2 separate regions of the Homo sapiens genome follow, and region 2 is linked to region 1. The links are chromatin loops, found by intact Hi-C in ENCODE. Cell type or tissue: breast epithelium. All regions are shown on one strand. Links, peaks and the distances in the headings refer to the core of each region. The heading gives the core; the rest is flanking DNA. Region 1 overlaps OSBPL2 (oxysterol binding protein like 2). Region 2 holds the start of GATA5 (GATA binding protein 5).

What was found. Hi-C counts contacts between places; a loop is a spot of excess contacts. Peaks named below come from ENCODE experiments on the same cell type or tissue, not always from the same donor. Only the 100,000 strongest peaks of a DNase experiment are listed, where the experiment ranks them.
Region 2: it touches region 1 in a loop (7-fold over the local background); 2 of 110 quality-filtered maps call a loop at or near these places.

What each region holds. Positions count from the first base shown.
Region 1 is chr20:62,283,909-62,291,908 of GRCh38, reverse strand. OSBPL2 (oxysterol binding protein like 2) reads right to left here. Exons shown (of 14, transcript NM_144498.4): 10 at 7,740-7,863; 11 at 5,198-5,326; 12 at 2,579-2,702; 13 at 116-206. Among named protein-coding and RNA genes, the nearest start is that of ADRM1, 15 kb to the left of the region's middle. In breast epithelium, for the core only: no CTCF peak of the experiment used is centred there; a DNase peak (open chromatin) is centred at 3,967; H3K27ac peaks cover 1,286 bases.
Region 2 is chr20:62,468,420-62,477,183 of GRCh38, reverse strand. It overlaps GATA5 (GATA binding protein 5), which reads left to right and starts at 1,189. Exons shown (of 7, transcript NM_080473.5): 1 at 1,189-1,254; 2 at 1,642-2,185; 3 at 3,606-3,781. The coding sequence starts at 1,663. RefSeq lists an enhancer at 2,921-3,581. In breast epithelium, for the core only: no CTCF peak of the experiment used is centred there; no DNase peak of the experiment used is centred there; H3K4me3 peaks cover 1,517 bases; H3K27me3 peaks cover 7,338 bases.

The DNA.
Region 1 (8,000 bases), core at 1-8,000:
GGTGTGTGTGGGGCCTCCCCGCCGTCCCCAGGTGTGTGTGGGGCCTCCCCGCCGTCCCCAGGTGTGTGTGGGGCCTCCCCGCTGCCCCAGCCTGCGTGGCTACCACAGTACTCACCTCGTCTGCCACTCTGCCTCCTCCTTGGCCCGCTCCCTCCGTGCTTCTCTCTGCTTCTCCTCCAGCCGCTCCTTCTCCTGGCTGGCCAGATCTAGGATCCAAGCAAACAGTTTAGGTCAGACAGAGACCTTAGAACCGCACCCCGCCACCCCCTATGCACCTAGATCTCTAGTTGGCATGTCTCACTGTGGCTGGAATGCCACAGACAACAGGTTCTGTGATCGGGAGACCAAACACAATCACAGTTGCCGAGGCCACAGCGGCCGGCACGCCAACAGGGCCCTTCCCAAGCGGAGCTGAGTAGAGCATGGGGGCTGCATGTGCTGCGTGTTCTACGACAGCACTACTCAAAGTCTGCGGGTGCAGGAGTCTGAAGGACAGGCAGGGCCCAGGCACCACCCAATGCCCTGGTGTGCGAGCAGGCGCTCAGGACGGGGAGCCAGCCCCACCTGTGCAACTCAGAGCCCATCTCCCAAAGACGAGCTCCCTTTAGCCTTGACCTTCCCGGGTAACTGCCATGTGGCTTCTGTGAAGGACTGGGCACACATTCTGAATACAAAGCATGAGAAGTTACATCCATTCCCAGGTCACACTCGTGAGCTGGGTTTCTCTCTGAAAACATCACTAATTCAAGCTGGGCGCGGTGGCTCATGCCTGCATCCCAGCACTTAGGAGGGCTGAAGCAGGCGGATCGCTTGAACCCAAGAGTTGGCAACCAGCCCGGGCAACATGGCAAAACCCCATCTCTATAAAAAATACAAAAATTAGGCCAGGCACAGTGTCATCCCAGCACTTTAGGAGGCCAAGGCGGGTGGATCACCTGAGGTCAGCAGTTTGAGACCAGGCTGGCCAACATGGTGAAACCCTGTCTCTACTAAAAATACAAAAATTGGCCGGGTGTGGTGGCGGGCACCTGTAATCCCAGCTACTCGGGAGGCTGAGGCAGGAGAATCTCTTGAACCTGTGAGCAGAGGTTGCAGTGAGCCGAGATCACGCCACTGCACTCCAGCCTGGGCAACAAGTGTGAAACTCTGTCTCAAAAAAAAAAAACAAAAAAAACAAAAAAAAAAACCTGGCCAGGCACAGTGGTTCATGCCTGTAATCCCAGCACTCTGGGAGGCTGAGGCGGGCGGATCACAAGGTCAGGAGATCGAGACCGTCCTGGCTAACATGGTGAAACCCTGTCTCTACTAAAATATACAAAAAATTAACCGGGCGTGGTGGCAGGGGCACCTGTAGTCCCAGCTACTCGGGGAGGCTGAGGCAGGAGAATGGCCTGAACCCAGAAGGCGGAGCTTGCAGTGAACCGAGATCGCACCACTGCCCTCCAGCCTGGGGAACAGCGTGAGACTCCGTCTCAAAAAAAAAAAAAAAAAAAAAAACCCAAAAAATTAGCCAGGTGTAGTGGCATGCACTTGTAGTCCCAGCTACTCGGGAGGCTGAGGCAGGAGGATGGCTTGAACCTGGGAGGTTGAGGCTGCAGTGAGCCAAGATCACACCACTATAGTCCAGCCTGGGCTACAGAGTGAGATCCCGACTCTAAACATAAATAAATAAAACATTACTAACTCAAAACCCAGGACACTTTGGATTTGCCTCCTCAGCCAGGAGTTTCACTGCGGATTCCATCTAGATGAGTGAGTGAGAAAGTTGTTCATCTGCCATGTTACAGATGAACGCTGCAAGCACAGAGCCCACCGGGAGAGTGTGAGGCTGCAGGACACGCCACACACGTGCCAGTGACTGCACTGATGGCTACACGGATCCTCACAGTGGAACACGTGCAGTTTTCTAAATGTAATCTTAACTTTTGTTTAATTTAATAATAACAAATTAGGAACTTGTACTTTGTTTTTTGTTTGTGTTTTTTGTTGTTGTTGTTTGTTTGTGAGGCAGGGTCTCACTCTGTCGCCCTGGCTGGAGTGCAGTGGTATAATCTCGGCTCACTGCAACCTCCACCTCCTGGGTACAAGCGATTCTCATGCCTCAGCCTCCCTAGAAGCTGGGATTACAGTCGGGCGCCACCATGACCGCCTAATCTCTTGTATTTTTAGTAGAGATGGAGTTTTGCCTTGTTGGCCAGGATGGTTTCGAACTCCTGACCTTGGGTGATCCACCTGCCTCAGCCTCCCAAAGTGCTGGGGTTATAGGCGTGAGCCACCGCGCTCGGCCTAGGATTTGTACTTTGTATGTATTTTTTCATTTCATTTTCTAGTAATGTAATTTTAATTTATTTACAAAAGGTTTGGTCTGAGGCAGGCGAGAGATCTTTAAAGCCCTTCACCACAGACGGTCTGAGAAGCCTAGTTAGAAGGCCTGCAGCCTGCCTGTTTGTTTAGGGAGAGGGACGGGGCTCCCCTTGTAGGCGAGAGCCTGGCTTCTGCCAGCGAGTGCTTTGTGCTCTCCCACCCTAGCCAGGGCGTCCTTGGCCCCAAGCTTCCTCCTCTGACTGCGTGGACGCACCCATGTTGCCATTCTCCATGCCGCGGATGTCAGGGCGCAGGCGGCAGTCCGTGGGTGGCAGGGTCTTCTCCATGCCTGTCTCCAGCTCGTTGAGGCTCACAGTGAAACTGGTGAAATTATACATCTGTGGAGCAAGGCACAGAGACACGACCTCAGCAGGGCCTCTGAACCATGGACTATGCTCCAAGACCCCCAGTGGGCCCCTGAAATCCCGCAGGTGCTACCTGACTGCCACCATGGGAACCTACTTCCGCTCACGTCTTCCACCTGCAAATTCAATGCCTCTGCCGTCTTCACTAAGCACGTATCATGCACTGCGGCTGTAACGTTTGCATTTTGAGGTATACCAGCAAAACTCACACACATTTCTTTTTCTGTCTTTACAATCTCATCAACAGATTTGTCACCAGCTTGCTGGAAACACTCCAGCCACGCCACCTGTCTCCCACTGCTAAACCCTCAGCTTGTACCTGCTCCTTTCCTGCCCTCAGCCACACCTGCCCACAGGTTCCTCCTCTTTACCCCTTCACCTGCCAAAGCCTCAGCCCTGGAGCAAGTTAATTTGTCACATTAACAACTGGAATGCTTAGGGTATGACAGTCCCCCCGTGCCCAGGACTCCCAGAGCCTTGCTCTGCCTGACTTCTGGCTCGCAGCTGTCTGCTCGGCGTCTTGTGGACAGCACACCCGAGCAGGCCTGCGGCAGCACCCTGCACCCACAGCCTTCGGCCTCTGCACCCACAGCCTCCCAGCCTCTGCACCCACAGCCTCCGGCCTCTGCACCCACAGCCTCCCAGCCTCTGCACCCACAGCCTCCGGCCTCTGCACCCACAGCCTCCCAGCCTCTGCACCCACAGCCTCCGGCCTCTGTACCCACAGCCTCCCAGCCTCTGCACCCATAGCCTCCCAGCCTCTGCACCCACAGCCTCCCAGCCTCTGCACCCACAGCCTCCGGCCTCTGCAGCCCTCAGGGCCCTGGCTCCACTCAGGTCCTCCCACCACAGCCAGGCCCTCCAGCCACCACCCGTGTCCTCCCTCTTCTGTTGCTGCCCTCACAGCATCTCAGCAAGCAGCCAGAAAGGCCACAGGAAACATCAACAGCACCCGTCACCCCCTGCTCAAATGACTCCTGGTGCCCCATGTCACTCACAGCAAATACTGAAGTCGTCTGGAGACCCCTGCACCCCCTCCACCCTCATCCCCATGGCCCCCTGGGCCCTCACACACTAGTCTACTCCAGGGGTCTCTGCCCTGACTGTCCCCTCCGCCCAAACGCAATCCCTAGACACCCCCACCCCTACCCCATGACTGAAGCCACAGCACTCAGATGCCCTCCCTGGCACCCAAGGCACCACCTGGCTCTCAGGTGTGAGTCAACCACCTGCCCCGCCTCCCTCCTGGGACCTCGTCTGCCTGGTTCTAGTGCCCAGGCCCACAGGGCCTGGCAGGCAGGAGGACTCAACACATACGCTGAGCCAAAGGCTGGAAGCATGAGTTATCTTTAAAGAGACTTCCCTGAAAAAAAACATACGCAATTTTCCTAATAATAAATTTAAAATACCAATAGTATCATTGGCAGGCCACAGTGTCTCATGCCTGTGGTCCCAGCAACTCAGGAGGCCAAGGCAGGAAGATAATGCTTGAGGCCAGGAGTTCGAGACCAGCCTGGGCAACATAGCAAGACCTCCTCTCTACAAAAAATAGAAAATTAGTCTGGCATGGTGGCACACGCCTGTGGTCCTCGCTACTAGGGAGGCTGAGGTAGGAGGATCACTTGAGCCCAGAAATTGGAGCCTGCAGTGAGCCAAGATCACACCACTGCACTGCAGCCTGGGTGACAGAGCGAGACTCTGCCTCTATTAAAAAAGAAAATAGCATTGTTAAACCAGTTCGTACTCTACTCAAATGATAACAGTGACTGTTGAGATAACGTGCTTAAAGTGAAGGTTTTGCTTCCTTTTCTGTATTTTACGCATGTTCTGCTCTGTTTATGGGACGTACAAAATTGCATAAGTTGCATAAATTTTATATACAAATAAGAATTTATAAAAAATACTAAGATATTACGTGTGATATTTATCATATAACCATATATCACATATTTTATTTGTCATAAAACATGTAGTTTATCATATATTTAATAAAAATTATAAGTGCAATTTTCAAAAATAAATATCACAAGGCATTTGAGCATCTAAATTGACAAGTGAGAAAGCAATCTCCCCAAACAGGCTTGGAAGCCTCTTTTGATAAGACGCACTTGGCCGGCAATGGCCACGTCTGTCTGATGTTCCCAGGGGAAGCACAAGCATGTGTGCCCGGCGGGCAGCTCTGACACGCAGCTGAGCATGCGTCCACACCTCGACCTGCATGTCCTATGGAGCAGCGGTGCCCAGCCCCAACAGCAGGCCCCAAGGCAGACAAGCACAGGGCCGGGACGCAGCTCCAGGGACAACAGAAGCCACTCCGACAATGGCGGAGGCCCCTGTCTGCTCTGGGACAACAGGCTGAGGCGAGGCGGCAGGCAAGGGCCCAAGGACAGGGAAGAGCCGTGGGGCTGGGCCCAGAGGTGGGTGTGACATGAGCAGGCAGAGACGTCAGGCCATGGAGGGACACAGACCTGGGCAGAGTTGGGGGGCCGGGTGTTGATCCTCCAGAGCAGCTTGCTGCCAGGAATGACCTGCACGGTCTCCTGGGCCACAGGCACGTCGTCAGCCACGTCGCTGTCAGCCTTCCCGGAGTCTTCATCCTGAAACACAGAACCCTGCTGTGTGGCTGCCCGGGGCCAGGCCGCTCTTGGCCAGGAGGACAGCTATTCTCAGAGCGCCTTTCAGACCAGTCACCTGAGCAGAGCCAGGCAGCCTTCTCCTTTTTTTTTTTTTCAGACGGAGTCTCGCTCTGTTGCCCAGGCTGGAGTGCAATGGTGCGATCTCGGGTCACTGCAACCTCTGCCTCCTGAGTTCAAGAGATTCTCCTGCCTCAGCCTCCCGAGTAGCTGGAAATACAGGTGCCCAAAACCATGCCCGGCTAATTGTTTGTACTTTTAGTAGAGACGGGGTTTCACTATGTTAGCCAGGCTGGTCTTGAAATCCTGACCTCAGGCAATCCACCCACCTCGGCCTCCAAAAGTGCTGAGATTACAGGCGTAAGCCACCACACCCGGCCTTTTTTTTCTTAAACTAAGGAGAAAATAGAATTTCCTCTCCAGTCTATGACACTGTCTGTCCATCACTGTACGGAGAGGAGCTGGGCCCCAGTCCCTAAAGCAGCTCACACTCCCTTCGTAGGGCTGTGCTGTCTGTTCTAACGGACACCCAGAGTGGAGACGACAGAGGTCAGTGGCCAGGCGTGTTTCCCTTCACAGAGACGACAGAGGTCAGTGGCCAGGCGTGTTTCCCTTCACGGAGATGACAGAAGGTCAGCGGCCAGGCGTGTTTCCCTTCGGGTGACGACAGGAGGTCAGTGGCCAGGCGTTTCCCTTCGCAGAGACGAAGGAAGTCAGTGGCCAGGCGTTTCCCTTCGTGGAGATGAAGGAAGTCAGTGGCCAGGCGTGTTTCCCTTCGGGAGAAGCGGTGCACGCGAAACAGCACTTCATGGAGTCTGAGTGCGACGACACAGCGGTGGCTTCATGGAGTCTGAGTGCGACGACACAGCGGTGCCTTCCAAACAGCAGGTTCATTCACACACATGGCGCCTCTCCAGAAGGCAGGTTCTGGGACTGAGAGCTTTCTAGATAGCGCAGCTTTGCCCCCATCAAGAAGTGGCTCCTGTGTGGGGGTTTCAGGCTCTCTACACCCTGATGAAAAGACAAAACCTGCCACATTGCTTCTCAAAATAAATGGGTCCTAGAAAAGGGAATGATTCCAGAAGCAGCTCTTCAGGGAGACCACTGAAAACAAGCGAGTCAAAGCCCAGGGCTTCCTGCACTAGCTGTATTCACACTGGCTGTAGGCACCATGGCCCGAGGCTGGGGCGAGGGAGAGCCGCAGCTCAAGGACAAGGATTCACAGAAAACTCCCGTTTCTAGGTCACCTCAAGGAGCAGGAAAGCATCAAAAGACATCGCTAAATGGATTTACCCTTCTAGGTCTGTCTAGTGTGTAAGCAGAATTTTCCTTTTTAAATAAAAGAGGGTGATTAGAAAAGGTGTCTAACAGCACAAATGAATACAACAACATAAAAAACACTTGGGATCCGGAGGAGGCTGAATGTTTCCGTTAAATAAATATTGAACATTTCAGGTTTGGTACATTCCAATTCATTATGTAGAAAATAGGACACCTCTTTTGAACTATCCCTTTTATTTTTAAGTTCAAGAACAACTAGTCTTAAGATAATGAGTATTCCAAAGCTTTAAGGGGAAAAGCCTTGCCAGTACTTTCTGGCTGTTGAATATATTATCTGGTACTCACAACTAAAAACAAAAAATTGAAATTCACTTGATTTTTAACAATATGTCTAGGCTAACTCAAAGAAAGCGAGAAGATTTATTAAGAAGGACCCAGAACTTGGAGCTTCCAGAAAAGAAACGGCCTTGCCTGAGGTTCCCTCAGATACTTCCAGCCATGGGGGCCAGCAATTATGTATGACTCGTGGGCACTGGTGCCCACGGTTTATAGCAGCAGCCTCCGTGCAACCAAAATACAGATATGCCGGCTGGGTGTTGTGGTTCATGCCTATTAGTAATCCCAGCACTTTGGGAGGCCGAGGTGGGAGGACTGCTTAAGCCCAGGAGTTCAAGACCAGCCTGGGCAACATAGCAAGACCCCATCTCTAAAAAAAATAAAAATTAGTCAGGCATGGTGGTACATGCCTATAGTCCTAGCCACTTGGGAGGCTAAGGAGGGAGGATTGCTTGAGCCTGGTAGCTGGAGGTTGCAGTGAGTTATGACTGCACCACTGTACTCCAGCCTGGGCAACAGAGGGAGACCCTGCCTGGAGGGGAAAAAAAAAAAAAATGGAAAGAAATACAGATAAACCCCCTCACTGATACTGGAACCCACAATATATGGTTCATCTGGACAGACAAATTCTGCACATTCATCTCTCCTGGTGGGGCCCAAAGGTTCCCTGGGACCCCAACAGGTGAGCTAAAGGCAGCAGCGGCCTGGCAGCCCTCAGCACCCAGGGCTCAGCTCTGCCCGGGGACGCCCCAGCCCTTACCAGCTTGGCCTTTCTCAGGTGGTCACCTCTCCTCTCCTGCTTCTTGAAGGATTCATACGAAACAGGATCTATGCCCCACAAACATTCCGTCCATTTGCCATAGATCATAAAGAGCTTCTTTTTGCTGTAATTAAATGGGATTTTTAAAGACAAGTCTTAGTCATTACAAACCATTTGTCTAAACATGTGGCACCCTGGAATAAATTCCCCTCAGGTATGTTTTCTTATGCATCTTGGGACATCTCTGGACATAAATGCGAA
Region 2 (8,764 bases), core at 765-8,764, 180 kb before region 1:
CACCCGGTGTGCTCCGAGAAAGAAAGAAAGAAAGAAAGAAAGAAAAGAAAGAAAGAAAGAAAGAAAGAAAGAAAGAAAGAAAGAAGGAAGGAAGGAAGGAAGGAAGGAAGGAAGGAAGGAAGGAAAGAAAGAAAGAAAGAAAGAAAGGAAGGAAGAAAGAAAAAAGAACTTTCATGGCCGCCAAGCCTGGGTCCACCCGGTGTGCTCCGAGAAAGAAAAAAGAAAGAAAGAAAGAAAAGAAAGAAAGAAAGAAAGAAAGAAAGAAAGAAAGAAAGAAAGAAAGAAAGAAAGAAAGAAAAAAAGAAAAAAAGAACTTTCATGGCCGCCAAGCCTGGGTCCACCCGGTGTGCTCCGAGCCCGCCGTTCCGTTTCCCGCAACCTGCGGAGCTGCTCCGCGGCAGCGGCGCCTCCATGCAGCCCTCACCGGGAGTGCGAGCGGGACACGGTTCCCTGACCTGGGTCGCCTCCTACCCACACGCATTTCTGGCGCCTGGAGGAAACTCTTCCCGAGTCCCCGAGAGCCGGCTGAGAGCCCCACCGGGGTTGGGGCCTTCGAGCCTGGCACCCAGATCGGGCCTTAGAGGCTGGACCCTGCCCACCTCCCACTGGGACCCCGAGCCTTGTGGCCCCGCTTGCTCAGAAACCGAGGAAATCGCGGGGCTCCCGCCAGTGCACCCCGTCCCAGTCCAGCGACCCGAGCCGGCCGTCCCTATGGAAGCCGGTTCCCTGCACCGAGCCCCGGGTGCGGCCACGCAACGAGGGGGCCCACGGGGTTCCACCGCCGCGTGTCCATCGGTGAGCGGGGCCGGGATCACCGACTCAGCCACCAGACACGGAGCCCGTCTTTAGGCCAGCCTTCGGCGGGGGCCGGGGCAGGGAGGCAGAGGGCTCGGGACTCGCACAAACTTGGAGAAGTCTCTGCGCCCGACTCCCCGGGGCCCACGAAGCCCTCGGCCCGCCCGTCTAGCTGCACTGGTCCGGGCTCCGCGCTGGCCGCCCCGTGTCGTGCGTCCTTGTCGCCAAGCCCCGCGAGCAGGGCCTGCCAGGGTCACGTGGCTCTACGGCCGGAGCCCCAGCGCTGACCCTGCGGGGAAGAAGGGGCGGGCGCGGGGAGGGAAGGGGCGGCGCGGCGGGGGCGGGCCGGGGCGGCGCGGAGGGGGCTGCGGAGCCTCAGCGGCCCGGGCTTCCAGTCTTCGGCCCGCCGGTCGCCGACCCACCGCCACCGCCGTGCCCTGCCGCCCTCCCTGCCCGCTGGTGAGTGCTCCAGCCCGGGCTGCAGCCGCGCGCCCCTCCCCACCCGGCCCCTCCCAGCGCGGCGGGGCCCCGCTCTCCAGGCCCTGCGTCCTGCGGCCGCGCCAGGCCCGTCCTTCCCAGGCCCCCACCGAGCTCACCCCGGGGACCTCCGAAGCCCGGTCGGGGAGGAGGTGGGCTCGGCGTTGTGACTGCCCCGGGGATGACGCGCTGGCCTCTCCCATCCCCGCGGTTCCTCTCCCTCGGGTTCGGGGACCCGCCCCGCGAACGTCCCGGGCTGGGGACTGGGAAGCGCTGCCCGAAGCGGCGGCACCTGCCCGGCATAAGCTCGGGCGCTGGCGGAGGGCGCAGAGCTCCCGTGACCTCCACACCTGTCCCTCTTCCCTGCAGGTCAAGACCACGCCTGGGAGGATGTACCAGAGCCTGGCGCTGGCCGCGAGCCCCCGCCAGGCCGCCTACGCCGACTCGGGCTCCTTCCTGCACGCTCCGGGCGCCGGCTCTCCGATGTTTGTGCCGCCGGCGCGCGTCCCCTCGATGCTGTCCTACCTGTCCGGGTGTGAGCCGAGCCCGCAGCCCCCCGAGCTCGCTGCGCGCCCCGGCTGGGCGCAGACAGCCACCGCGGATTCGTCGGCCTTCGGCCCGGGCAGTCCGCACCCCCCAGCCGCGCACCCGCCCGGGGCCACCGCCTTCCCTTTCGCGCACAGCCCCTCGGGGCCCGGCAGCGGCGGCAGCGCGGGGGGCCGAGACGGCAGTGCCTACCAGGGCGCGCTGTTGCCTCGAGAACAGTTCGCGGCCCCGCTTGGGCGGCCGGTGGGGACCTCGTACTCCGCCACCTACCCGGCCTACGTGAGCCCCGACGTGGCCCAGTCCTGGACTGCCGGGCCCTTCGATGGCAGCGTCCTGCACGGCCTCCCAGGCCGCAGGCCCACCTTCGGTGAGTGCGGGGGCTCCACAGTCTCGGGGCCCAGGAGCGGCCGAATCCGGGTGCAAACCCGCACCCTGCGAAACGCTCCCCTCATCCTCCCCCACGGTCCGAGCCTCCCTGCCAGGAGCGACACCAGCAGCCCCGGGGCGAGACGAGTAAACCTGGGTAACACCCCGCACGGGAAACACCCATCCAGAATTCTGTTTTAACCTGTTAATGAGAAGGAACATCTATTTCCAAACAGCATTCCGGATTGTGCCAATGTGGAGCCTCAAAAGTCTTAATCGTTTTTGTTTTTGTTTTTGAAAAGTTTTGGAAACGATTTTTATAAAGCCCAAAACATCGGTTTATTTAAGTGGCCACATTCGTCTCGGTTCTAGGACGTTTACTGATTTTAATTTGAGACCTGGTTTCAGTCGCTTCCCGAGTATCAGTTTGGAGAATCGGATTCTCGGCCTGTGAGGGGAGCGGCTCTTCCCGGTTGCAGCGTAGTCACTTTCTGGCGAAGGCGGCTCCTCTGAGCTCCGCAGGGGCCCATCCCGTCCCTCCGGGACCTTGGAGGCCTCGACACCCAGCTCCGGAGCTGCCTTTGGGACCCCGCCGGCCCTTTGGCGCAGGAAGCGGGCGCAGCGGCATCCGCAGGACCCCTGGCCCCCGCCTCCCTGGACAGCCCGGCTGCTGGCGCCCACCCCCGGCGGGGCGATGATTGATCCCTGCCCCACCCCCACTCGGCGCCCGGGCCTCCCTCGCGCCGGCGCCGGGCCGGGCCTGGAGGGGACCAGGAAGACCTCCACCCCCAGCCGCACAGTGTGCGAAGCCCGGCCCCAGGGGGCTGTGAGGCGGGGCTGGCCTTCTAAAGGAAGGACACTGGTTGCGACCACAGCCAAGCTGACAGAAGGCACCTCCTCCACCCTCCCAACCCCCCACCCCTGTCATGGACCCGCTTTGCAGAACAGGAGGACAGCGGGGTTAGCGTTCCCAGGAGAGCCCAGGGGCGCCCAAGAGTGTCTGCCAGATAAAGCCCCTTCATCCCTCCCCTGCCAGTGTAGACACCACTTCATCCACCTCCCCCGCCAGTGTAGACACCCTGCTTTCCCAGCAGGTCAAACAGGCAGAGGCCAGTGCTGGCCCCCGGTCCCGGAGCCGGGAGTCCCAGGTGTCTGTCTTCAGGTTCTGTTTATTAACACCCCATCCTCGAAAAACCAACCCTAGCGAATTTTATCGTATGTGAATTAAAAATTTAAAAATAAGATGAAGTAAGCAAATAAATTTTAAAATAAAATACATCTAAGGCACAAGATTTGTGCCTTAAGTTTATTCGTCTGACGAAAGCCGCCAGGCTCCTGGGGAGGGGAGGGTGCCGGCCCATGAGCTGGGGAGGATCCTGGGGAGGGGAGGGCCCGGGCCCACCAGCTGCCTGTCCCCTCAGTGTCCGACTTCTTGGAGGAGTTCCCGGGTGAGGGTCGTGAGTGTGTCAACTGCGGGGCCCTGTCCACACCGCTGTGGCGCCGAGACGGCACCGGCCACTACCTGTGCAATGCCTGCGGCCTCTACCACAAGATGAATGGCGTCAACCGGCCGCTCGTTCGGCCTCAGAAGCGCCTGGTGAGTTCGGGCTGGGCAGAGGGGCGCCTGGGCGCAGTGCTCCCCCGAGGGGACCTCTTGCAATCCACCCAGGTGACACCAGAGCCCCTGGGGTAGGGGGTAGGGAGTGTCCCAAAAACAGCCTGGGTGCCCGCCCCGGTGGGTCAGGTCAGGCCGGCTCAGGTCTTCTTTGAGAGCGCTCAGGGCAGGGCAGGGGATCCCAGTGGGGATGCCAGGGGCCACCAGCTCATAGCGCCCAGCCCTGGAGCGCTCTGGGGGCCAGGAGCCCAGGCTCTGGAGCAACGGTGTCAGCCAGGCTCAGCTGAGTGCTGGGTCCAAGAAGGCCTGCTGCCAGGAGCCAGGAGCTCAGCCCTACGAGTCGGTGGTGGCTGGCTGTGGCCTGGCCCTGTCTCGGAGGCCTCAAGGTGACCCTACCTGGGATGAGGCTTGAGGGAAGGTGGCTGCTGGATACTTGATTGAAGGGCCTTGAAATCTGAAACTGGAGAGTCTTTGGGTCTGTAGTCCCCTCGGGGAGCACTTTCTACCCATATTTCAGGGACCGCAGGGACACCAGGTTTATGCCTGTCCTCTGCCTCATGGGCTAAACTTGTTTTCACTTTTGGTTCTTCCTGGCTTGTGGCTGAGCAGGGAGTGGGGGACTCCGGAGCCTGGACTTTTGCCCCAGGCAGGGCACAGTCCCCAGAGGCTGGAAGAGGCTGAAAGTTGCTTTGTTCTATACGTTTCCCCAGGCAAACCTTTACTTTCGAGTAATTGTACAAATAAGGATTTGGGGTGTTGATGTCGTTTGCAAGTTATCTAAAATTGGGGAGGCCACAGTGGCACCTGGGTCAGAAGGCTGAGCAAGGGTATGTTCCTGGGCACCAAGTCCTCCTCCGCTGGTGGTGTGGACTCCGTGCGGGGTCGATCAGCCAGCTCCCGCCGTCACCCTGGGTGGAGGCCAGCCCTCCTGCCGCTGTCCTTGCCGGGTGGCTGTTCTAGATGCCTGGATTCGCGTGCTATGCCGGTGCAGCTCTGAACATCCCTCAGTTACAGGCTGAGGGGAAATCCTGGGGCCCTGGGCTGTGGGGGACCAGGACCTGAGCGTGGGAGGTCCCAGTGGAGCAGGTGGTGGGAAGCAGGACCACAGGCCGGGGGCGGCCGTCACTTCTCTTCCTTGGAGCTGGCCTAGGGCCTGGGGCTCTGCAGGCCCAGCCTCCTCCCATGCCTGCCTCTCGGAGGGAAGGCTCCTAGGAGTCCATCCCCCTCTTGGCTTGTGTGCCGCTGTGACTCTGCCTGTGCTCCCAGGTGTGCTGTTCCAGCCTGGCGTCCACGTGGCCCTCACTGAGGGGTTAACCACTGAGGTTAAGAAGGGGTTAGGGGCCAGGCACGGTGGCTCATACCTATAGTCCCAGAATTTTGGAAGGCTGAAGCAGGAGGATTGCTTAAGCTCAGGAGTTCGAGACCAGCCTGGGCAACATAGCAAGAACCCATCTCCACTAAAAATTTAAAAAAAAAAAAAAAAAAGAAATTAGTCAGACATGGTAGCACACACCTGTGGTCCCAGCTACTCAGGAGGCTGAGGCAGGATGATCACTTGAGCCCAAGAGTTCAAGGGTATAGTAAGCTATGATCACACCAAGGCACTCCAGCCTGGGCAACAGAGGGAGACTCTGTCTCTAAAAATAAATAAATTGGTCCTGTGCAATGGCTCATGCCTGTAATCCCAGCACTTTGGGAGGCTAAGGCAGGAGGATCACTTGAGCCCAGGAGTTCGAAACCAGCTTGGGCAACATAGGGAGACCAGGTCTCTACAAAAAATTTAAAAGTTAGCCAGTCACGATGGCACACACCCATGGTCCCAGCTACTTGAGAGGCTGAGGCAGGAGGATCTTTTGAGCTGAGAGGCTGAGGCTGCAATGAGCCGAGATGGCACCACTGCACTCCAGCCTGGGCAACAGAGCAAGACCTCATCACAAAAAAAAAAAAAAAAATTGTAATTGAAATTAACTTCTCTTTAATTTAATTACATTTTAAGTTAAATTAAATTTTTTTTTAAAAAAGAGAAGTGGTAGGGAGCTCAGCCCAGCTCCCGTGAGACTGCAGCCCAGACCTCCCTTCACCCTCACCCATGCAAAGGGCTGCCCCTCCTCTGGCTGTATCCACTCTCCCCACTGCCAGGCCTTGAACTGAGCACCGGGACACTCTGGTGTCAGGAGGAGCTGCTAGGAGGGAGCCCCTCCTGCTGCCCTGCCCTGCCCTGGGTCTTCCAGCCGGGCAATACCTGTGTCCAGTTGGATCCCAGACTCCTGGGCTGGGGCATCTCGTAGACAGTTCCCCAGCTCTTTGAGCCTTTGTCTCCTCATCTGAGAAGTGGGGAGAGGAACTTGGAACCGTCCACACCTTGCTGTAAAAGTTAAATTAGCTGGTGTTGTGTGCTTGGGCCTTGGCTCTGAGGACGGGCTAATGGGGGCCCTTGGCGTGATGAGGCCTCCATTCCCTGGTCTGGGGTAGACAGGGTGGGCTTTGGGGTGCCTCCTGGGGGAGGACCCTGTTTACTGTCCATCTTGCCAAGACCAGAGGCCTCGGAGGGTAGGGACCACCGTGCCCTCTCCCCATGGTCTGGCTCTGTGCTCGGACACGGTTGGGAGCTCTTGGGCCCCAAGCAGCCCACCCCCAAGAACACTGAAGCCTCGGCTGAAGCCTGGGGCCCGGCAGCCAAGGGCAGTGCGGACAGCAGACCTCCTAGCCCTGAGCCACCTCTGGCACCAGCTCCAGGAAGTAGCCCAGTGTTGCATGGAGCCAAGCGTCCCTTCCCGCTGAGCAAGACTGGTCCTTACCTGGAGTCAGGCACCTAACACCCACCCAACCCCAGGGTTTCCTTCCTTCGAGCCCTTCACAGACCCACGTCCCCAAGTCAGTTTGTCCTCGGCCAGCAAGGGGCATGGGCACTGTATCAAGTGCTTACTACATCCCCCCTCCAGGAGGGGACCTGTTTGAATTTGGAGACATTCCAGCCACTCACCCGTCCCCAAGGCTCAGACTCTGCGGCACAGCAGCCTCTGGTTGTCCACGGCCCAGTCTTCCATCTCAGAGGAGGCTGCTGCACTGCGGGTCACTGTGACCTGCACCTTTACTCCAAAGTGTTTCCCGGCGTGTGCGCTTCATCCCTCCAAGCCAGGCTCGAACCTCCTTCCCTCTCCCGCCTTCCTTGAATTTCCGCCAGCACCGGCCCGGGCCCTGCCCTGCCCAGAGCCTGATTTATTTGGATGTCTCAGATGCACACAGAGCCTGGTGCTTAGAGCGGCTCTGCTGCGCGCAAGGAGGCTTTGAAGTTTGACTTCTTTTGAAAAGAACCGACAAAAAAGAAAAACGAAATGCAGCCGGGAGAGAGGCCTGGGGGGCAGGGTGCTGAGTGTGGCCAGGCTGGGCTGCTTGTTGGGCAGTGAGGAGGGGACAAATGAAGGCATCGTCGCGGTATGGTGGCACAGGGAGCCCCAGCGCGGGCAAGCTGCTGGGAGCGTGTCCCCTAAGTACCTGGCCGAGGGGGGCGGTTCTGTCCACCCCGGGCCTCCCCAGTTTCCTCTGGTCCCGCAGCTCCTCTGAGCCTCAGCCTCCCACTCGTACAATAGCGATCTGGTGAAGATTTAGGAAAGGGTAGGTGAAGACGCACTTTGAAAAGTGTTGTGAGGTCCATGTTTTTCCCATTGTCTTAATTTGATAGACATGAAACATGCTCACTGTGAAAACATTCAAGGTGGGTTCCAGGTGTTTCCCTGGCACTCGCAGGGGTGCGGGGTGAGGGGTGTGCCCGCTGCTGGGGGCTGTCCCAACCCACGCACGTCCTGCGCGCCCCACCTTGTTTCTTTCCACAACCCGTGTCTCAGACGTGGCTCCGTCGGGGCGTGCTGGCAGCTGTGCGGGGACGTGTGGAGTGTGCTCATGTGTGTGCACCCCTATCTGTGTGTGCTAAGGGGTGATGGCCGGTCCCAGACCCGAGGGTCCCTCTGGTTCAGGGAAGAGGATGGGCCTTGGGCCATGGATGCCCCTCAGTCTGAAGGCGGGGACTGCTGGGGCACAAGGAGGGAGTCAGCAAATAAACTCCAGGCCACACACGGTTCCATGTGATTTCAGATAAACACAAATATTTTAGCATTCATGTCCCAAATACTGCAGGAGACAAAGGATTCATCATGTATCAGAAATTCACATTTACCTAGGCAGAAATTCACATTTACCTAGGCATCCTGGGTCAATCCGTCTGGCAGCCCTGGGGGAGATTTCTTTCCACTTCAGGAAGACAGACGGATGGGTGGGTGTCCGAGAGGTGGGAAGGAGACCATGCCTCATGCTGGACAGTGGCCTGAGGCCACCAAGAAAGCAGCCACAGCACCTGGCACCTGACGAGGATAGAAGAGAGGGAGGCTGGACCAAACTCAAATCCTGTCCAGTAACAGTAGCTGCTTCTAGACCCATCAGGGTGTGGCAGGGGGCATCCCAGGGAGAGACACCATCTGGGGGCCCTGGGTGACCCCAATTGCTCCTGCACGAAGGGTGCCCACCATCCAGCCGGGGCCAGGCACCATCTCCCTCCCAGCTCTGCTGGGGCCTGGGCTGGGCCCTCCAGCGTGAGCAGAAGTCTCACCCCCAGCATCCCCCTAGAGAGACCACTGGAGACCCTGAGTGGCTGGATGCTGTTGGCCCAGGGTGGGAGACATTGTCCTCCGCAGTCAGGCCAGGAGCTGCAAGCTGAGGCACCTCTCAAGCCTCCCCGGCCTCATTGGCCTGGCCCCCTCCTTTCCTTTCTGCCCCTTTGTCATGGAGCTCAGGGCAGGGTCCTGCCTGGAGACAGGAGGCCTGGCCCCAGATGAAGCAGGGGCAGCGTTCCCAGAGCCTTTGGCAACTGCCTGCAGCTGTGGCTGGGGGTTGAGGGGGCCTTGAGTTTGGGGGCTGGCTGGTACTCAGGGCTGCAGGGAGGCCCCCACTCTCCCACTCAGGCCTTCGACA